2 separate regions of the Homo sapiens genome follow, and region 2 is linked to region 1. A link is a contact called in ENCODE Hi-C or POLR2A ChIA-PET data. All regions are on one chromosome and are shown on one strand. Each heading gives the region's core, a stretch centred on a gene start or an enhancer-like site at or near the end of the contact. The rest is flanking DNA. Distances are from core to core; before and after follow the strand shown. Region 1 holds the start of TXN2 (thioredoxin 2). Region 2 has its middle 13 kb from the start of EIF3D.

Region 1 (3,117 bases), core at 175-2,674:
TGCAGTGAGCCGAGATCGCGCCACTGCACTCCAGCCTGGGCAACAAGAGCGAGACTCTGTCTCAAAAAAAAAAAAAAAAAAAAAAAAAACTTTGATCAACAATTTGGAAACTGCCTGTTCTTTTAAAAACGCTCTTTCAGCTGCTGCTAATCCGAGTGTATATTCAGGACAACTTGAATCTCTGCTCCGAGTTGCAGTCTTCGAACTTGACCCAAAAAAACTCCCTGCTTAAATTAGGCTCGCCTCAGTTTTCATTTGTTTTCCTTTAGGCGGACACAGACGAGGGCCACTTAAAGGATGGCCCCTAAACTCCCGGTTGAGTTCTTTTACATATAAAGGGCATCATGCCTTTGAGGAGCTTAGCTTTACATATTAAATGGAGAAACAGAACCTGTCAACATCTGTAGGAAGTGGACAGCGCCAGTTATAAACAGGAGGCCAGGCAAGGTGGCTCACGCCTGTAATCCCAGCACTTTGGGAGGCTGAAGCGGGCGGATCACTTGAGCTCAGGAGTTCCAGACCAGCCTGGCCAACATGGCGAAACTCCGTCTCTACTAAAAATACAAAAATCAGCCCGGCGTGGTGGCGCGCGCCTGTAATCCCAGCTACCTGGGAGGCTGAGGCAGGAAAATCACTTGAACCCGGGATTTGGATGTTGCAGTGAGCGGAGATCACGCCACTGCACTGTAGCCTGGGAGACAGAGCGAGACTCTGTCATTAATAAATAAATATATGTAAATAAAATAAAGCAACAAGAGTTTGCAAAATCCAAAACCACGGGGACTTCTCAACTGCCTTTTCTCCCTTAAGTACCCTCCATTGCTACCCCTGCTCCATCACCTCCTCTTCCGGTCCCTCCTCTAGGGCCCGCCCACCCCTTCCGTTTCCGCCCCGCCCCGCCCCCGCCTTCGCCCAGACCAGGGCCCGCCCGCCTCTTCCAATCCGTTCCCCGACGGCCTGCCCATTGCTTCCGGTCCGTAGCTGAGGCCCCGCCCCTTCAACTGTGCCTCAGCCCGCCATTCCCATTGGCGGAAAATCCCAGACGCCCCTCAAATTGGAGAGGGACAGATGGGCGCTGTGGCTCACGCCCGTAATCACAACCCTCTGAGAAGCCGAGGCGGGCGGATCACGAGGTCAAAAGATCGAGACCGTCCTGGCCAACGTGGTGAAACCCCGTCTCTACTAAAAATAAAAAAATTAGCTGGGCGTGGTGGCGCGCGCCTCTAGTCGGGAGGCTGAGGCAGGAGAATCGCTTGAACCCGGAAGGCGGAGGTTGCAGTGAGCCGAGATCGCGCCACTGCACCCCAGCCTGGCAACAGAGCGAGACTCTGGCTCAAAAAAAAAAAAAAAAAAAAAAAAAATTGGAGAGGGACGCTCTTCCGCCTGCCTGTACCCGGAAGTGACGTTATGTACGTCCCCCCCCGAGGAAGTGACGACAGGCGTGCCCTTGACAGGCAGGGAGGGCTAGGCTGTGCATCCCTCCGCTCGCATTGCAGGGAGGTAGGAGCCCTGTGGGGGTGGCTCGAGGTGGTGTCGCGGCTGAGGCATGCCGCGAGCGCGTTCCTGCGCAGGCTGGCGGCCGGGCGGGCGGGGGGATCTAGCTCGCCGGAGAGCCAGGGTCCCTGGTGATGTCCGATTTTTCCCAGTTCCCTCCACACATGTCCCTTCTTTATTGGTTCCCTCCAGTACATGTCTCTTCGTTTTTGGTTCCTCTCACACTCTTAGTTCCTCCTTGAATTGTTGCGTTTCATCTTTTCAGACGACCCTGGGTTCCAGTGTTGGCTGTCATTTAATAGCGGGGTTACTTTGGGCATGTCACTTAACTTACTTGAGCCTCGTATTCCTTCCCTTACTCGCAGTGTGGGCAGTACAATAGCAACTTCCTGGAAGTTGCTGTAGGAAGACCAATAATGTGTGTAAGGTACTTGGTCCTTACATACATTATTAAATCTGTTGGTTTCTTCCTCCCATTCTTCCGTTATAATCTAAATCCCGATTTCTTTTTGGTTGTGAAGCCAGTTTTCCTGTCCTTCTGGTTTGCCTAGCTGTTCCTTCCCTTTGATTCTCATTGCTTCCTCACTTCCACGCTACAAATCTTACATATGATTTCCTTGCATTTTGCTTCCAACTCTGCCTCTTCCTGAGCCCTGAGTACTCCCCAAATCTTTTTCTAGTGTGTCGACTTCCTTTTGTGTGCCCCAGTTCTTCTGCCTCTTTCCCTCACAGATGGCTCAGCGACTTCTTCTGAGGAGGTTCCTGGCCTCTGTCATCTCCAGGAAGCCCTCTCAGGGTCAGTGGCCACCCCTCACTTCCAGAGCCCTGCAGACCCCACAATGCAGTCCTGGTGGCCTGACTGTAACACCCAACCCAGCCCGGACAATATACACCACGAGGATCTCCTTGACAACCTTTAATATCCAGGATGGACCTGACTTTCAAGACCGAGTGGTCAACAGTGAGACACCAGTGGTTGTGGATTTCCACGCACAGTGAGTATTGGGGGTCCACAGAAGACTAGGGTCCTACTTGTTCAAGTATTTATTGAATGCCTGCTGTGTCCCACGGCCATGTTCTATGCTGCTCATATGTAGACTCAATATACAGACTGGTCAGGCCCAGTCCCTGCCCTCAAGGGGAATGCAGTCTGGTGGAAGACAGACAAGTGAACAGTCTGCAAAGCTGACTGTTAGTGCTGGGAAACACATGTTCTGTTTCTCAATCCCCAGAAAGCTCAGCGTCATCTTTAGCATGGACCAGAGTTGGAAAAATATGACTGTCACCTTGCTTTTGGTGTATACCAGTTCCTGGCCCTGCAGATAAGCTGATGTTAACATCCTGCCATGAAAACCGCAAGAAGGGCTGGCAAAAAGTTATCAGTGTCGGCCGGGTGCGGTGGCTCATGCCTGTAATCCCAGCACTTTGGGAGGCCAAGGCGGGCAGATCACCTGAGGTCAGGAGTTCAAGACCAGCCTGGCCAACATGGTGATACCCTGTCTCTATTAAAAATACAAAATTAGCTAGGCGTGGTGGTGTGTGCCTGTAATCCCAGCTACTCGGGAGGCTGAGGCAGGAGAATCACTTGAACCTAAGAGGTAGTGTTTGTAGTGAGCTGAAGAT
Region 2 (3,117 bases), core at 374-2,873, 61 kb before region 1:
ATTGCACTCCAGCCTGGGCGACAGAGTGAAACTCCATCTTAAAAAAAAAAATAGACTCTAGGTTACTTGATAGCATGGCAAGGTCTCCACCTGAACGCTGAGTGACCAACTCGGGGCCTGGTTCCTCACGAGTGACCAGTGATTGCTTTTTATTTATTTATTTTTTTTTTTTTTGAGACGGAGTCTCTCTCTGTCACCCAGGCTGGAGTGCAGTGGCATGATCTTGGCTCATTGCAAGCTTCGCCTCCCGGGTTCATGCCATTCTCCTGCCTCAGCCTCCCGAGTAGCTGGGACTACAGGCGCCCACCACCACACCCGGCTAATTTTTTGTATTTTTAGTAGAGACGAGGTTTCACCGTGTTAGCCAGGATGGTCTCGATCTTCTGACCTCGTGATCCACCTGCCTCGGCCTCCCAAAGTGCTGGGATTACAGACATGAGCCACGGTGCCCGGTCAGTGATTGCTTTTTAAATGTTGCGAGATCTTGCCCCAGCCAAAGCCCCTACTTCCAAGTTTCTGGTAACCAGAGTAACCCCACTGGCATGTATCAAGGGCTTATTTGCATGCCAGGCACTGCCTTAAGCATGTCACATATAAAATCTGACCTAATTCTATTCTCCCTCCCTCCCGAAGTGGTACATGCTATGATTCCATCTATTTTACAGATGAAGAAGCTATGGCTCAAATGGTCACACAACTTGCCCAAGGTCACACAACAGTGGTAAAAATTTAAATCGCTGGAATTCAAATTCAGTCAGTCTGACTCCCCAGATGTCTGCTTGCATTACAGTGATGTCAGACTGCTCCATGAGACCACCTTAAATATCACCTTGCGGTCACTCAGCCCCAGCCACAAGGCTCTCCAGGCACCCGCCGGGGCAGTGGGAACCAAGGCATGTGGTATGAAGAGATGAGAGACCGGATGCGGTGGCTCATGCCTGTCATCTCAGCATTTTGGGAGGCTGAGGAGGGCGGATCACCTGAGGTCAGGAGTTCGAGACCAGCCTGGCCAACATGGTGAAACTCTGTCTCTACTAAAAAACACAAAAATCCGCTGGGCCTGGTGGCAGGCACCTGCAATCCCAGCTACTCGGGAGGCTGAGGTGGGGAGAATTGCTTGAACCCAGGAGATGGAGGTTGCGGTGAGCTGAAATCGCACCACTGCACTCCAGCCTAGGCAACAGAGAGAGACTCCATCTCAAAAAAAAAAAAAAAAAAAAAAAACAGAGATGAGAACAACACTGTGCTGCAGAAAGTGGGGGCCTGAGGTTCAGAGAGGGGCACCTACTAGCCCACAGCTGTGCGGCCAGATCGAGCCAAAATCAGTATTTATCTTTGGCCCTAAGACCCCAAATCCCAGCTTCCAACAGAAGAAAACATATGGGGCAGAGAGAAGGAGCCAAGGAGAGGCCTGGTTATTGCTCATCCCATTGAAACAGTCAAACACTCTCTAAACTAGCTAAATGGTTCTGAAGGAAATGGGAATCTATTTTGTCTCCTGTCGCCAGGCCTGCAAATCCTGATATATCTCAGGCCACGGCAGCGAAGCGGATGGCTCAGCACTTGGAGACATGCCCACACGAGGCAGGAAGTAGGGTGGATGATTCAACAGGTACCTCTCTATTCTGAGAACTGGTCCTGTGATGGGTGAGTGTACATGCAGCTGAAATAAAAAATGATTTAGAATGTCGACCACTGGAACGCACAGCAAAGCCTCCCTTTCTTCCTGGGGGACTTGTGGCATTCTTTGGGGCTTTAATCTTTCCAGGTTTTCTAGTTCTGAAATTTTGCTGAGACAACAAGGTTCTTGGGAGGCTGGGGTGGGCTGGTGGCTCCAAAGCTTCCTTTCCTGCTGGCACAGCCTCCAACAGGATGATAAAATGGCTGCCGTCCTACCTGGGACACCATGTTCCTTGCCCTCAGTCTTCCTCATCTGCAGAATGGGGGTAGTGATCTCTGCCTAACCGAGACAGAAAAGTTTGGTACAGGTAGCACAGCTCCACAATTTCTTATCTGAAATCCTCGCGGCTCAATGTGCTTTATCAATTTATGTATTTTATTTTATATTTTATTTATTTTGAGACACAGTTTCACTCTGTCGGCCAGGCTGGAGTGCAGTGGCCCGATTTTGGCTCACTGTAACCTCCACCTCCTGGGTTCAAGCGATTCTCATGCCTCAGCCTCCCCCAGTAGCTGGGATTACAGGGACCCACCACCACGCCTGGCTAATTTTTGTATTTTAGTAGAGATGAGGTTTCACCCAGGCTGGTCTCAAACTACTGACTTCTGGTGAGCTGCCCGCCTTGGGCTCCCAAAGTGCTGGGATTACAGGTCTGAAGCCACCACATCCGGCCTCAATGTGCTTTATAACTTGGAATTCTTTGGATTCCTGAAAGGTTTTCGAGTGGATCTACCGCATATCAGGTGACATGCCAGTGAGCTCTGGAGCAATATTCCATAAACCCTTTAATTTTTCTGCAGCAAAATGTATAAATATTCACGCTAAGTGGGACAAAATAAAGACTATAAATAACCTCACATCCAATTCATATCAGGTTTGCCATCAAATGCTTGCCCCAATCTCATGAAAAAGCTTTAGATTTTCAGAGCTTTGTGGGTTTTGGAATTGTGCATGGAGAGTGCCAGCTTTGGTTTCAGCCACACCTGGGTTTCCATTCCAAATGCACCCTGACCAGCTGGCTCACCTGGGGCAAGACATTCCTCCTCTCTGAGCCTCAGTGTTCTCGTCTATAAAATGGGGTGATGATTCCTATGGTGCTTCTTAAAAGATAAGCAAGGAAACGCAAGTTGCCACTCTGGAAGAGAGGTTGGCCACACTGACCGGTCCCAATGAGGTGAATCCACCACAGGATATCCGGGATCTTTCTGCACACAAGGCGGTGGCAGACTCCCTTTGACCAAACTTACAAGGCTGACGCATAGCAGAAGATCCATTTATTATTGGAGAGCACAGTAAATACCCCACCAGCAGAATGGAGCACTTCCATCAGCCTAACCAGCACGTGCTTCCCTACAGCACAAGTTCCATGAGGATCCACGGTGTCACAGCACTGCTTGGTGGCAGGGAGTCAGAATAAACAACAGCATTAAGAAGCA

The links. A loop is a pair of places that touch in the nucleus more often than their neighbours do. ChIA-PET counts read pairs that join two places held with the same protein, here RNA polymerase II (POLR2A). Pooled maps may share reads with other maps.
Region 2: POLR2A ChIA-PET joins it to region 1 with 10 read pairs in Caco-2. The contact joins the enhancer-like site here to the promoter of TXN2 in region 1. A Hi-C loop is called at or near these places in 1 of 50 pooled maps. POLR2A ChIA-PET finds 5 or more read pairs at or near these places in 9 of 52 experiments (B cell, Caco-2, H1 and 5 more).

The regions. Positions count from the first base shown.
Region 1 is chr22:36,479,947-36,483,063 of GRCh38, reverse strand. It overlaps TXN2 (thioredoxin 2), which reads left to right and starts at 1,424. Exons shown (of 4, transcript NM_012473.4): 1 at 1,424-1,500; 2 at 2,227-2,489. The coding sequence starts at 2,227. RefSeq lists an enhancer at 48-994.
Region 2 is chr22:36,540,702-36,543,818 of GRCh38, reverse strand. No RefSeq gene overlaps it. Among named protein-coding and RNA genes, the nearest start is that of EIF3D, 13 kb to the right of the region's middle. Within about 2 kb of position 1,623, at least 7 of the 41 ENCODE cell types and tissues checked have a DNase peak (open chromatin) inside an H3K27ac peak, as active enhancers do.